Regions from separate parts of the Homo sapiens genome. Here region 1 is linked to region 2. The links are chromatin contacts, found by Hi-C or POLR2A ChIA-PET in ENCODE. All regions are on one chromosome and are shown on one strand. The core of a region is the stretch at or near the end of the contact, and the rest is flanking DNA. Distances in the headings are between cores, read along the strand shown.

Region 1 (7,396 bases), core at 2,353-4,852, 320 kb after region 2:
TCCTCCTTCTGCTCCTCCTCCTGCCGGTGCTCCAGCCTGTGAACCTCCATGGCCTGGGGGGGCCGGGGGTCCCCCGCACCTCCCAAGCTGTGCGGCAGAGTCATGGTTACGAGAGCAACAACCTGTGAAGGCCAAGGTCCACGGTCATTCCACCAGGTGCCCGCCTATCCCCTCCCATGCAGTCTTCCCAACATCTCTAGGAGGCTGGCAGGATGGGGGGTGGGGGTGTCCTCTCTGCAGTCGGCAGACAGGGAAACTGAGGTCTGAGAGGGAGAGGGACCTGCCCAAGGTGACAGAGGCAGGCCTTGGGCTCTGAGCCAGGCTTCTCCTCCACCCCATGTGCTCCCCAGCTGAGTGAGCAGAGCCCCCACGTTAGGGAGCAGGGCCCTGGCTTCTAGCTGCTTCCAGCTGCAGCCCAGCCCTTGTCTCACTGTATGATCTGTGGCAAGGTTTTCGCTTCTATGGGCCTCAGCTCCCCAGACAATGAGTAATTGAAACTGTGATGTCCACGGCTGTGTCTATGACTCAGGACGGGCAGGCGTCCCCATTCTTCCTGCACCGGCCATGTTCAGTCCTACCTCTGGGCCTTTGCCCACGCTGGTTTCCTCTCCCGGCACACCCTTCCCCTCCTCCTGGCCCGCTTGGCTCTAGTCATGCTTCAAACCCCAACTGAGGGCATGCTAATTAGCAGAGAGACTCTGAGTCCAGCCCACAGGGTGTGATCCCAGCTCCTTATCCCAGCTTTCAAGTGTGTAACCTTGGGAAAGACTCATGACTTTGTTTCCTCATCTGTAAAATGGGTCTACTAACCTCCCAGGGTAGTTGTGAAGGTTAGATGAGTGCTTGGGGCTTAGTAAGTACAACATAAGTATTAGGCATTAGCATTATTTTTCTAAGAAGCCTTGCAGAAAGACTACAGGCCACCTAGAATTTTCCCTCTTCTCATTTCTTTTGTACTTATTTTCTAGCACTCCACAATTTAGCATTGATTCAGACAATGCTTTCTCTATGTAATTATTTTGTATCTGTGCATCTTGACTGTTCAACAAGACTGTAAGTGAATTAAAAGTAACAATAGTGAGAACTTACTATGTTCCATGCCCATGTTAGTTTTCAAATGCATTATCCCCAGTCCCTGCAATAACCCAAATGAGGACAGCACCATTATTATCCCATTTTACTGATGAACAGGGGCAGTACTTGCTCAAGGTCACCCAGCATGATGGTGGGGCCATGACTGGCAGCCAATCCCTAGCCCAACCCCTAGCCCTTCTGATCTCTATGTCATATGTCCATTCAAGGCCAGGCCGTGGCAGAGGCTGGGGACACGGTGGGCCACAGGGCCTTTCTCCTTATAAGGGGATTGCAATGTACACATCTCCTTTGCATTCCCAAGGCTCAAGTCTAGGCCCGTGATGGCGCCCAGTGGGGCCGGATCAGATTGACCCAGGGGAGGCTCAGGAAGCGGATCCATGGATATGGAGAGGCAAACGAGGGGTGTGGGAGGCCCGTGTGCCCGCTGGCTGTGGGTTTTTGCACTGAGTTTTCTCATATCCGGGCTTCAGTCACTGCTGGGTCTCTGAGGGCCCCCCTGATGCTAAAGCTAAAATCCCTGGAATGGCTTTCACACCTCCTCCAGGTGGGAATCCTGGTCTGCAGGCTTCTGGCATGGGAGGGTTCCTGCCCAGGCGTGGGGATGGAAACAGAAGAGGGATGACCGCCTGCCTTGGCCTGCTCCTGTCAGCTTCTGTGGGGTCAGCTCTGTCTGGCCCCTGCCTCTCTAGAGGGTCCTGCTGGAGGTGGCAGCGTGTGTGTGTGTGGGCGTGCATGTGTGTGTATGTGTGTGTGTGCGTGCATGTGTAGGCTGTCTTCTGCCTGGATGTGAACACAGCACCTAGGTGACCATTTCTCTAAGTCCATGGCATGGAAGGTGAGCCCACTGGCTTTATTGGAGAGCCGTTGGCCTGGAAGGGGCATGTGGTGGAGGTGTCTGGGGCTCGGGCTGTGGAGGGTCAGTCTTAGTGGGCTTTTACCCCTTCTACTTCCTAGAAGTTTGCTCCTTTTGGGTGTCTGCAGTTGTGGGCATCAGGAAAAAGAGAATGGATGGCTGCAGGGTTAGCTGGGACCAAGGGCTGCCCCCTAAAGCTCCCTGGGCTCCTGCTAATCATCTCAAATGACATAATGGGACAGTCACCCTCTTTGGCTTCGTATCACTCCCTCCCGATGGAAGAAGTTCTCTTTGCACCCAAAGAAGTGGCTAGCCCTGCTCATTCTGCTCTTTCTTCCTCATGGCCCAGGAGGAGAGCTGCTGGGTACCACCCTAGGTGGAGCAAGGACCCCCCACTCTGCCCCAGCTTTCCTGGGACACGATGGCCCTGGCTCCAGTGGCTGAGAGTTAACATTCCCTGGCACCAGCCACTGGCTCCCTTCCCCTGGATGCTCTGTTCCCGATTAGCACAGCAGGCAGGGGCCTGGCGCTCGTCCCTGACCTCGGGGCCTCCAGCAACCAGACCCCTGGCTTTAGCGGATGAGCTACCAATTCTTTTTAAAGCACTGACTGATGCGTGGTATTAAGCAGGGACAAGTTTGCGGCCTCACTGCCCTTTCCCAAAGGACCAGGGTGCCTCTTCCCGGAACACTGTGTGTGCCTGCGTGGAGGGGAAACTGCCCCCGCTTCCCTCTCTTGGGGTGCAAAAATCTGGGCCAGAGGTCCCACTGCGTGGCCTTCCCTATTCCCCTCTGCTTTCCTCCCAAGCCTCCATCTGCCGAGGAGGCCTCTCCCCTTCTTCAGGAGGGAAAGAGGAATGCACAGCAGTTGAGCCAAGACCCCTCCAGGAGCTGCGATGGGGGCGGATGGTGGCTGGGAGCAGAGACACATCCTGCGGGCGGCGGGTGGCACAGGCTGGGACGTGTTCTTAGCCAGTGGCTCCACCAGCTTCCGCGAGGCCGAATCCTGCCCTTGCCAGTCATGAGCTGAGGCAACTCCTTTCCCGTCTGGGCCTCGGTTTCCTGTCAGGCACTGGATGAAATCCCTTCCAGCTCTAAGATTTGGGATCCGAGGGCTCGCTCTCTTTCCCTGCCTGTGGGGTTGGCCAAGCCGGGCTCAGCCAGCTCCGCTCTAAGTTCGTGGAACTTGCCAGCTTAGCCTGGCTCCCGCTTATCGCTGCTCCATCACAGGAAAGACTCCAGTTCCCAGGGCAGCCCCCACTCTTTTTTTTTTTTTTGCAACTTTCACATCACAGACAGCTCAGCTCTCAGAAGACCCAGGGCCACACAGAACAGTGGGATGGGGCAGGGGTTTCTGGAATCCCCTCCCATTTTCACTTGGGTGCTGCCTCAGCACAAATTTCCCAGGCTCCTTTCACAACACACAACACACATACACACAAACACACACACGTGCACACACACACACACATGCACCCACAGATATCACTCCCCAGTGGCTGACTCTTAGGAGGCATCCCTCCCCCACCCTGATTTCTGGGGGTGACTCACAGAAGCAGTGTGCCCACTTAGGAGTCTCTGGGGAGAAGATTCCTGAGGCCGAGAGGGTCCTTGTTCTCTTCTTGCCCTCGGCTCAGCGGGCACCGGGAGAAGAATGCGATCCCGGAGACTGCACCGTCTTAAATATAGCAGCACTGAGACAGTACAATGACAATGGATGAGAACTATGGCATCGGGGACAGGGGGCCAAGGGGAGGGGCCATTCCGTGTCTCCAGCCTGCTGGGCAGCAGCGACAGGTGGAGCTGTCCGCCGCGTCCCCCCACACTGCTCCTCCTCTCAGCTGGGTCCTTTCTGCCCAACCCAAGCCCCTGTTAAAATGGAAAGGAGGGAACGGCTCAGGCATGGTCGTATGGAGGGCAGATCCCGTGCGGCGTTCTCAGCTGTCGGGAGTTCTGATCTGAATTCTGCCCCGGCTGACTGGGTGCCCTGGGGAAGGCGCTCAGCTTCCCTGAACTGACTGCCTTCTGAAAAACGGAGACAGTGAGACTGGGCACCTGGACTTCATGAAGACGGTGGAAGGAATATGACCTAAAAGTGAGTGTTTCGTGCTCAGAAGTTGTCACTGGCTAAAACAGCAATGTGTGGCTCCTGGTCCCTCCACCACTCCGGTAGTTACTACACGGCCCCCGCCCTGACCACAGTCATGTGTGTGTGGTGTGGTGCAGGCAGGAGGAGCTGGGGAGCCACCTACTGCTTCACTGTGCAAACTGCTCAGGCTGCCAGAGTGTCCCCTGAAGGGCCTTCTTATAGGGTAAACGCACCTGACAGGGATAACTGAAGCACGCTCCAAGAATGACCCTGTGTGGAAGACCTGAATATGTGTTCCGAGCTAAGGAATCTGGGGAGTAGCCAACCCGTTTCTTACCTACGATGAATATCTGAGCCCCCGTCCCGTCCCTTCTGGTGGAACGCTGGCCATACAGGGGATTGAGGCCCTGAGTTTTGGGTTAAATGAAGATTGCCAGGTGGAGGTCATTAGGGGATGGTGTAAAGTGAAAATGCTCTATAAACTGCATGCTGTTTGCAAGGGGCTGAGGTTTTCCTGCCCAGTCGGCCGCCACTGGTATGTTGTCCAGCCCGCCGCCCCTGGACCATTTCTGTATGTAAGGCGGTTCTCCTGTCCAGTTCATCACCAGTGGACTCTCTCTCCTGTAGGCAAGCCCCTAACAAACCCCCACGTTCCTTCCTTTCCTTCCTTCCCTTCCTTCTCTCCCTTTCTTTTTCTTTCTTTCTTTCTTTCTTTCTTTCTTTCTTTCTTTCTTTCTTTCTTTCTTTCTTTCTTTCTTTCTTTCTTTCTTCTTTCTCTTTCCTTCCTTCCTTCCTTCTTTCCTTCTTTCCCTCCCCCCCTCCTTCCTTCCTTCCTTCCTTCTCTCTCTCTTTCTTTCTTTCTTTCTTTCCTTCTTTCCTTCTTTCTTTCCTTCTTGAGTCAGAGTCTCACTTTGTTGTCCAGGCTGGAGTGCAGTGGCATGATCTCAGCTCACTGCAACCTCCGCCTCCTGAAACCCCCATGTTCCGTTTGCTGGCTATGGATCTTTTCTTTGGCCTCTCAAACCTGGTGCCTTCCCTACTGAGGTTAATAGGTGTTCGGCACCACACCTCTTCCCACCCTTTGCCCTCTCCTGCCATTCCCTCAGTCTCAATTCTTTCCCCCTCACATTCATTGGCACCTACCCTATGCCAGACCCTAACCTACAGGGGAAGTCAGGCACTTACGACAGGAGGTGATCAGGAAGGTGCACCTGGGTCGAGTCTCAGAGGATGAGCCGGTGAGGGGAAGGCTGTACCGGCCCCTAGCCAGAGAGCACAGCTTCCCTCCCTCACCCCTTCCTGCGACCTCAGGTGGCCACCCACACTACACCTGTCACTCTTGCTGGTGCCTCAGGGACTCCTCACTCGAGAGAAGGAGAGAGAGAGCACAAGTGAACTTTGCAGGCAAAATCTGAATCCCCTGCCCTATTTGAAAACCCCTTTCTAAGCTCTTCTGTGGCTCTCTCTTACAGCATCTTTTGGGAGAGAACATTTCTCTCCCATCTTCTATTGACCCAATCGAACAAGGGCTTTCCAAGACTCATCTTCATACATTTGCTGTGAGGGATGAGTGTGAGTGAATCCGTACGAACAGCAAAGAGGGCTTTGAGCTTCCAACTGAGCAGGAGACAGTCATTTAAACAGGTCCTCTAGCCCCGTCCTCCCAAGGCAATCTGGGGAGATGAATGAAGGTGCACTGGAGAGACAGGGTGCATCCTGGAGTCAAACCGGCTTAGGCTTTCAATTCAGTCCCACCACTTATTAGCTGGATGACCTTGGGGAAGGCACTCAGCCAGTGTGGTTTGATTATCTGTACAGTTGAAGACAACAATTTCCACTTAGCTGTCTCATTGAAAATGTTCAATCAGGCTGGGCATGGTGGCTCACACCTGTAATCCCATCACTTTGGGAGGCCGAGGCGGGTGGATCACCTGAGGTCAGGAGTTCGTGACCAGCCTGGCCAACATGGTGAAACCCCGTCTCTACTAAAAATACAAAAATTAGCTGGGTGTGGTGGGGGCGCGCCTGTAATCCCAGCTGCTTGGGAGGCTGAGGCAGGAGAATTGCTTGAACCCAGGAGGTGGACGTTGCAGTGAGCTGAGATGGCGCCATTGCACTCCAGCCTGGGTGACAGGAGTGAAACTTTGTCTCAAAAAGAAAAGAAAAAAAAAAAGAATAGAAAAGAAAAGAAAAGAAAATGTTCAACCAAGAACCGTGAAACCTCCAGCACGGCGTCTGGCCCCGGACAGACGTTTGCTAAATGAAAGCTCTAGGAATGCTGATGGCTTTCTCTTACCCCATGCTTCTGGGGGTGGGATTCCCATGTATCCCTTTGTTGACCTCACCCCAGTGAAGCACTCAGTCATCACTGGAACCTCTGTAAACATGGCCAAGCCTAAGGTCATGCGGCTGAGCAGAGAGATTAGATGACTTGATGTTATACAAGCCTTGGTTTAAATCCCAACCTCTGGTGCCTCAGTCACTAACAGGGGGACCTTGGCCTCCTTTCTGGGCCTCAGTTTCTTTCTCTGTAGGTGGAGGACACATTCCAAGATAGCAGAGAACTTGCCTGCCTGACCATATCCCTACCCCCGAGAACAGTGCTTGGCATACACCTGGCCCTCAATTCACATTTATTTACAAATGAATCAGTGGGCTGGGCGCAGTGGCTCACGCCTGTAATCCGAGCACTTTGGGAGGCCGAGGCAGGTGGATCATGAGGTCAGGAAATCGAGACCATCCTGGCTAACAAGGTGAAACCCTGTCTCTACTAAAAATACAAAAAATTAGCAGGTCGTGGTGGTGGGCTCCTGTAGTCCCAGCTACTCAGGAGGCTGAGTTAGGAGAATGGGGTGAACCCGGGAGGCAGAGCTTGCAGTGAGCTGAGATGGCGCCACTGCACTCCAGTCTGGGAGACCAGAGAGAGACTCCGTCTCAAAAAAAAAAAAAAAAAAGAAAAATGAATCAGTGAATGGTTACTGTCTTAGTTCGTTTGAGCTGCTACAACAAAATACATTAGACAGGGTCATTTATAAATAACAAAAGTTTATTTCTTACGGTTCTGGAGACCAAGAAGTTCAAGATCAACGTGCTAGCAGATTCAGTGTCTGGTGAGGACCTGCTCTCTGCATCATAGATGGTGCCTCTTGTGGAGTCCTCATGTGGTGGAAGGGGCTAGGGCACTCTCTTCAACCTCTTTTATAAGGGCATTAATCCCATTCCATTTTTATTTTTTTCCCCGAGACAGGATCTTGCTCTGTTGCCCAGACTGGAGTGCAGTGGTGCAGTCATGGCTCACTGCAGCCTCAACCTCTTGGGCTTAAGTGATCCTCCTACCTCAGCCTCCTGAGTAGCTGGGAC
Region 2 (7,040 bases), core at 688-3,187:
AATAAAGGGAATTAGTGTTGAATCTGATCCTTTTGGGAGAATTCCTCTGAGGCATTGGCCCATGCTGTTGTTTGGAGGATATAGCCACTGTTTCTCCAGCCTGTCCTAGGAAAGGTCTGCTACCACCAAACCTTGTTGGCCCTCAAAATTTCTAAAATGCAGCCTGAAATAAACCAGAATGCAAATGCTGTTCTTGAAAAGCATGAAGGGTCCTATTCACTCAGCCACAGCCTCTTTATTTCAGTTGGATCATTTTTTGGAGTTAAAAGAAGGGCTATGTTTAAATTTGGAGTAGGGGGAAAAATAAAGTTAAAAATCTTAGAGCAGACTAGCCCTTCACTAATTCCACTAATTAAAGCATTAATCACAGCTCCTGGGACTGAGCCTCTGAATTTGAAGCTTCACTCTGAAGAATTTGTTTTAAGTGTCATGGTGTCTCAGGTGATCGAGGTTGCAGGAGGAACTGTTCATTCTTCCATAAGTGGGGACATTACCCTCCATTTTCTTTTGACATTCAGTCCTGGGTCCTTGGCTTGTGGTGGTCCCATAGGCTCAAAGGTTTCCTGCCCCGAATCCTGGTATTGTAGGCTCCCTGACCTGTTGAGTACTTAGGACCAAAGTGCCTCTGGGCCTGGGGGAAAGTGCTTTGTTGAGCTTCCAACTTTGTACTGTTTTCTTTTTCTTTTCTTTCTTTTTTTTTTTTTTTTTTTTTTGAGACAGAGTCTCGCTTTGTTGCCCAGGCTGGAGTGTAGTGGCACTATCTTGGCTCACTGCAAGCTCCGCCTCCCGGGTTCACGCCATTCTCCTGCCTCAGCCTCCCCCCGAGTAGCTAGGACTACAGGCGCCCGCCACAGCGCCAGGCTAATTTTTTGTATTTTTAGTAGAGACAGGGTTTCACCGTGTTAGCCAGGATGGTCTCGATCTCCTGACCTCGTGATCCGCCCGCCTCAGCCTCCCAAAGTGCTGGGATTACAGGAGTGAGCCACCGCGCCTGGCTGTACTGTTTTCTTTCTGTTCAAAGAAAACACTAGTATAGGTTAGGCTGGGAGAGTGAGTCCTAAGCGGCTGAGGGTCAAGTGTGACTCATTTCCTATTTGCAGATCCCCACACATTCTCAGGGACATGCTCCTTCAACTCAGTTTGCCTGCCTTCTGACTTTTCTGTGGTCCCTGATACCTATTTCCACTTCAGCTTGATGGCAGCGTTTTGTGCACTGTCTGCATGACATTGCTTGTGAAGGGCAGCGCTAACACTGCCAGTGCCTGTCCAGCTCTCCTGATACGGCCTTTGTATTTTTCCTAGGTCCTTTTTTGCGTGATTAACACCTCACGCTGTGATTTTACTGTATAAACCATGTTCACACAACCTCATTTAAGCCTACCAACAAAGCTGTGAAGGAGGCAGGGTGGTTATTACCATTTTATATATCAGGAAGCAGATCCAGAGAGGCAGAATTTAAATGGAATCCCGAGGTTGCTGTTTACATGCCTTCCTTGAGCCTCAGTTTCCCCATCTTCAAGGCTGGAGAACTAGATGATCTGTAAGGTCTCTTCGGTTCAGAGTGTGTCATTCCATTCATGATCCTGGAATAGGGCATGAAAGCCAGTGGCAGACACCCGAGGCCTTAAGAGGTGTGTCCCATGAGGATGGGAAGGTGGTAAAGTTTATGCAAACAATAGTGTGAGGGATGCCTCTCCTTCCGGTCGGCCCTCCTCCAGGAGGCGCATGGGTGGTGGTAGCAAGTGGGAGTCTTGGGTGCCCTGTCTCGAATCTACAAGGTGGGAGCGGGTGAGAACCCAGCGACTGCGCGGCTGAATGACAGGGAGTAGCCCCGCCGCCTCCAACATGGCAGCTTCTATCCAGCGAAGCCGGGTCCCCGCTTCCGGGTTCCGTACTGTCGGCCAGGCTACTTCCGGCAGCGCGATGGCTGGGTTCCCGGGACTCGAACGGAAGTTCCGGCGGGGGCGGCCGAGGGGGAAGAGTGTGTCTGCGGGAGAAAGAGGAGAATCGCCCAAGCGGCCTCGGAAGTCCCAGGGAGTGGAGGTACCCAGCCGGCGGCTGCGGAGGATGGGCGTGTAGGGGGAGGTCGGCCTCGGGAGGGTCCCGGAGAGCGGGGAGGGGGAACCGTGATGGGGGGGATGGGGGTGGGGAGTGAGGTGCGAAGGCGCTGTCCAGTCTTGGGGACTTCGGGAGTGGAGCGGGGCTAGGCAAGGGGGTGTCTGAGTATAAAGAGACAGACTTCAGGGTCGGAAATAGAAGAGCCCATTGTGGGGCGGGGGCTTCCCCAGAGTCAAAGGTACAAAGCTTTATTGTGGGCAGGTGGGAGTCCTGGGTCAGGGTAGAAAATTTCACTGGGTAGGGTGACCTTTGGTCAGAACAGAAGTTCCCATTGTGGGGAGCGGGAGATCCTGGGTCAGGGTGGAAGTTCTCAAGGTGTATAGAGAGAGACAGGTCAGGGGGAAGGCACCCCTCCGAGGAGGGAGCCTGGGCGGGAGGTGCAAGTCCCCACGGTGGAGAAGGAAGGGAATCGCAGCTCAGGGCAGGAGGTGCATTCCCCATGGGAAGAGGAACCCCGGGTCACAGGTGAACGATCCCATTGTGGGGAGCTGCCCTCAGGGGTCAGAGATGGAAGGTGAGGCCAGTTGGGAGGGGTGGGCAGGCACTTGAGGCAGGTAGTGGAAGCTTCCGGCGAGTTTGGAGGACGCCGAGGATGGGGAGGGGCCAGCCAGCCTGACATTCTTTTGTGTGTTTGGGAGTCCCAGAGCGTGGTCAAGCCAGGGCTCGTTTGCAGTCAGTGGCAGCAGCAGCAGGTAGCTCCGTTTAGGGGGGGCGTGGAGCACCAGTTTGGGGGTGGGTGGAGTTCTTACGCTTTCTGGGGACATGGGCAGCCCCCTGGGGGTCTGGGAATGGATGGGCCAGAAACTGCTGTGAAGGCTGGATGGGGGCTGGGTGGGGGGAGGTTGAGATGGGGGTTGGAGGCGGCACTGAGTAGGGGATGGAAGCTCCTTTCCCTGGCACTTTTCTCTCCATTTCCCATAGGGCCCGGAGTTGGGGAGGCAGGGACCCAGGGATGATTGGAGAGGAGGGGGAAGGCACTCACCCCTGAGGAGTTAGAGGGGGAATGAAGCAGGCGTGCCGCTGCCTCCCCTCTGCCCCCTGCCCTACAGTCCCTATGCCCTGCCTCTGCCTGTCTCCAGCAAGCTCAGGTCCTGTGGTTGGGCCAGAACCAGAGACACATGTTCTGGGCCACTAGGGAGGCTGTCTCTGCCTTTCAGCCCTGGAACTGAGGCAGACTTCTTCTCCTGTGCCCTGGGACTTCTTGCTTGACTATTCTTTGTGCCCAGGACAGAACCTGGGTGCTGTGTGGGGCTGATGGCCTGGTGGCCTCTTGGGCCAGGAGTGTGTCCTGTGCCTGGTTTTGCTCTTGACCGCCGCCCCGATGTATGCAGGCCCCCGCCGTGGAGCCGTGTGGTGTATGTGTGGTAACACCATGTCTGTGCCCCTGCTCACCGATGCTGCCACCGTGTCTGGAGCTGAGCGGGAAACGGCCGCGGTAAGGGTCCCCTTTCACCCACGGCCAGACACTGTGGGAGCAGCTGGAGGACCGGCTGGAGGGGGTGTGGGAAAATGGAGGTGGCAGTGATGAGCAGGGAGTATCCTGAGGCCAGCAGGCTCGGGGTAGTAACCTGTTTGGCTGCTACCTGGGTTCCCCCAGGTCCTTGGGGGTGGGGGAGGGGTGGGCAGAAGTTGGAGGACCTAGGGGAAGCCTTCCTGTCTCCCCATTTCCCATCCTTTTCCAGGTTATTTTTTTACATGGACTTGGAGACACAGGGTAAGTGACTGAGGAGGGGTGCTCCTTAAGGAGGGGTCCTGGCCCAGCAGCGGACTGGAGAGGCCTTCTCTTCCTACCACATCGGAGCCTTTTCTCCCGTCCCTCCTACAGGCACAGCTGGGCTGACGCCCTCTCCACCATCCGGCTCCCTCACGTCAAGTACATCTGTCCCCATGCGTGAGTGTCACCCCAGCAAGGGAGGGGCTGAGGCTGGGGATCATCTGGGGGTGGTCCTGTCATCCCAGGCCTGTTCTCTCCTGTCAGTTGCATCCTGGGGCTTGGGCTCAGGGCAGTCAGAAGTGGCATTTTCAGCCTGAGCTCCTGTGGAGCCCCCAGGAGTGGGGTCCAGCACCAGCCCCCAGCCCTAGGGCCTCCTAGACCTGAGCTCTCCTAGAACCCACACCTCCCTTTGCCCCTTCCCCAAGTACTCACCGACTACCTGGGACCCCGTCACACCAAGCGCTGGGCTCTGCTTCTCCATTACTGGCGCTTTGCCCCAACCACAGCCTCCAGCCCCACGTGGCAGGTTGCCTGGCAACACCTTAAACACAGGCCCTGCCTGCTGGGAGGGGCCACCAGGGGCGGCGCGGCCCCACTCCGGGCTCTGAGCTCTGGCCTCCTCATTCCTCCTGAGCATGATGGGCCCTCTGGCTCTCTTTCCCCAGGCCTAGGATCCCTGTGACCCTCAACATGAAGATGGTGATGCCCTCCTGGTGAGTTTGGGAGTGGGGGTGGGCAGGGGGACGAGGACACTTGGGCTGAGGGAGCCACAGGGGGCTGGCTGGGGTTTTCTATAGCTGCCAGTGCCTCTACTCCCAAGGTTTGACCTGATGGGGCTGAGTCCAGATGCCCCAGAGGACGAGGCTGGCATCAAGAAGGCAGCAGAGAACAGTAAGACCCCAGCCCCTCCTCCACATCCTCCTTCCCCTGCCCCCCAGGAAAGCGCTGGGCGGTTCCTCAGCCTAGCTCCCTTATTGGGCCCCTTGGCAGCTTCCCTCTACCCACTCATGCCCCCTCCCCCAGTCAAGGCCTTGATTGAGCATGAAATGAAGAACGGGATCCCTGCCAATCGAATCGTCCTGGGAGGCTTTTCACAGGTGAGGGGAGAGGGGTGGGGGGGTAGGGGGTAGGGGTGGCCGGTGAGTGAGCTGTGCCCTCATGACCCCTCTCTCTCCTCCCTCCAGGGCGGGGCCCTGTCCCTCTACACGGCCCTCACCTGCCCCCACCCTCTGGCTGGCATCGTGGCGTTGAGCTGCTGGCTGCCTCTGCACCGGGCCTTCCCCCAGGTGAATGTCCCCACTGACCCCCCCGCCCTTTGTGTCTGCATCCTCGTGGCTTGGGGACTGCTGCAGCACTAGCTTTGCCCTGAGTCCTGTCCGGCCTCCAGGCAGCTAATGGCAGTGCCAAGGACCTGGCCATACTCCAGTGCCATGGGGAGCTGGACCCCATGGTGCCCGTACGGTTTGGGGCCCTGACGGCTGAGAAGCTCCGGTCTGTTGTCACACCTGCCAGGGTCCAGTTCAAGACATACCCGGGTGTCATGCACAGCTCCTGTCCTCAGGTCAGTGGGGGGACCATTTCCCACTCCCACTTCTCTGCCTCCAGCCAGGTGCCTCTCGTGATCCCCTCTTAATCCCCTCAGGAGATGGCAGCTGTGAAGGAATTTCTTGAGAAGCTGCTGCCTCCTGTCTAACTAGTCGCTGGCCCCAGTGCAGTACCCCAGCTCATGGGGGACTCAGCAAGCAAGCGTGGCACCATCTTGGATCTGAGCCGGTCGAGCCCCTGTCCCCACCCTTCCTGACCTGTCCTTTTCCCACAGGCCTCTGGGGGCAGGTGGCAAGGCCTGGCCGGGCCTTCCTTCCTGGCCTTAGCCACCTGGCTCTGTCTGCAGCAGGGGCAGGCTGCTTTCTTATCCATTTCCCTGGAGGCGGGCCCCCCTGGCAGCAGTATTGGAGGGGCTACAGGCAGCTGGAGAAAGGGGCCCAGCCGCTGACCCACTCACTCAGGACCTCACTCACTAGCCCCGCTTTGGGCCCCCTCCTGTGACCTCAGGGTTTGGCCCATGGGGCCCCCCCAGGCCCCTGCCCCAACTGATTCTGCCCAGATAATCGTGTCTCCTGCCTCCACTCAGCTGCTTCTCAGTCATGAATGTGGCCATGGCCCCGGGGTCCCCTTGCTGCTGTGGGCTCCCTGTCCCTGGGCAGGAGTGCTGGTGAGGAGGTGGAGCCTTTTGAGGGGGGCCTTCCCTCAGCTGTTTCCCCACACTGGGGGGCTGGGCCCTGCCTCCCCGTTACCCTCCTTCCCTGCAGGCCTGGAGCCTGTAGGGCTGGACTGAGGTTCAGGTCTCCCCCCAGCTGTCTCACCCCCACTTTGTCCCCACTCTAGAGCAGGGAGGCAGTGGGGGAGGAGTTGTGTCTCGTCTTCTGTCTCCATGTGGTTTTTGGGTGTTTTTCTTGTTGTGTCCTGGATTCCGATAAAATTAAAGAAATTGCTTCCTCAACGCTCAGGCCTGGCTGATTCTATTCCAGGGGTGGATAGTGACCATCTGTGAGAACCTGCCCCAGTGTAAGAAAACTTGTTTTTATTTTTAAATACTTTGGAAAGCTCTTTCAGAGCAATATAAATGAGTGCCTGGGAGGAGGAGGTTTTGTGCCAGAGCCTTGCCCCCTCACTCACTCTTGGGGGTCCTGATGAACTCTTGGACCCTGTGGAAGATAAGAGTTAGAGACCTCGGCCTCCTGGTCAGTGGAGCCCTTGGCCTCATGCCTGGTGGGCTAAGCGGGCCCAGCTGGGGTTTGAGGTAGGGGAGGCCTTGGCTTGGCCCCAGCAGCTCCAGGGCCCTGAGTTCCTGCCAGAGGCTGGAGAGCAGGCAGCTGCTGCTTTTCCTGGTCCTTGGTAGGGGAGGGTCCTCAGGCTTGCGTGCCAAAGCCTGAAGGATTCTGCTTCTGCCAGCGCCAGAGATCCTCACCTGCAACACGGCGAGGTGTGTGCTCAGGGCCCACGGTGGAATGCAGAGCCTCCCCCACCCCACAGCCCGCCCTGGGTGGGCATGCCCAGATCTGATTTAGCCCCTCCCTGGCCCCTAACTGCAGGGGTCAGGCCAGCACTCACACATCCTGTCCAGCCCTAAGGCTGCTGTCCACCCCAGCTCCTCTTGGGCCAGGCTGGGGTTGGCGTAACAGGCTGCCACATCACCTTCCCGCCGTGC

The links. A loop is a pair of places that touch in the nucleus more often than their neighbours do. ChIA-PET counts read pairs that join two places held with the same protein, here RNA polymerase II (POLR2A). Pooled maps may share reads with other maps.
Region 1: a loop to region 2 is called in a pooled map, with 4 times the contacts of the local background. The contact joins the promoter of MYOM3 here to the promoter of LYPLA2 in region 2. A Hi-C loop is called at or near these places in 2 of 168 maps with a recorded cell type or tissue (endothelial cell of umbilical vein and mammary epithelial cell) and 13 of 50 pooled maps. POLR2A ChIA-PET finds 5 or more read pairs at or near these places in 1 of 52 experiments (activated naive CD4-positive, alpha-beta T cell).

What each region holds. Positions count from the first base shown.
Region 1 is chr1:24,108,533-24,115,928 of GRCh38, forward strand. MYOM3 (myomesin 3) reads right to left here and starts at 3,603. Exons shown (of 37, transcript NM_152372.4): 1 at 3,499-3,603; 2 at 1-122. The coding sequence starts at 104. RefSeq lists an enhancer at 3,805-4,313.
Region 2 is chr1:23,789,208-23,796,247 of GRCh38, forward strand. It overlaps LYPLA2 (lysophospholipase 2), which reads left to right and starts at 1,938. Exons shown (of 10, transcript NM_007260.3): 1 at 1,938-2,043; 2 at 3,450-3,553; 3 at 3,801-3,832; 4 at 3,944-4,009; 5 at 4,498-4,545; 6 at 4,653-4,723; 7 at 4,856-4,929; 8 at 5,017-5,118; 9 at 5,220-5,393; 10 at 5,475-6,332. The coding sequence starts at 3,476. The coding sequence ends at 5,525. LOC105376860 (a long non-coding RNA gene) reads right to left here and starts at 4,325. Exons shown (of 2, transcript XR_947067.3): 1 at 4,265-4,325; 2 at 1,407-1,583. GALE (UDP-galactose-4-epimerase) reads right to left here. Exons shown (of 12, transcript NM_001008216.2): 11 at 6,944-7,040; 12 at 6,392-6,800. The coding sequence ends at 6,742. RefSeq lists a silencer at 2,116-2,175.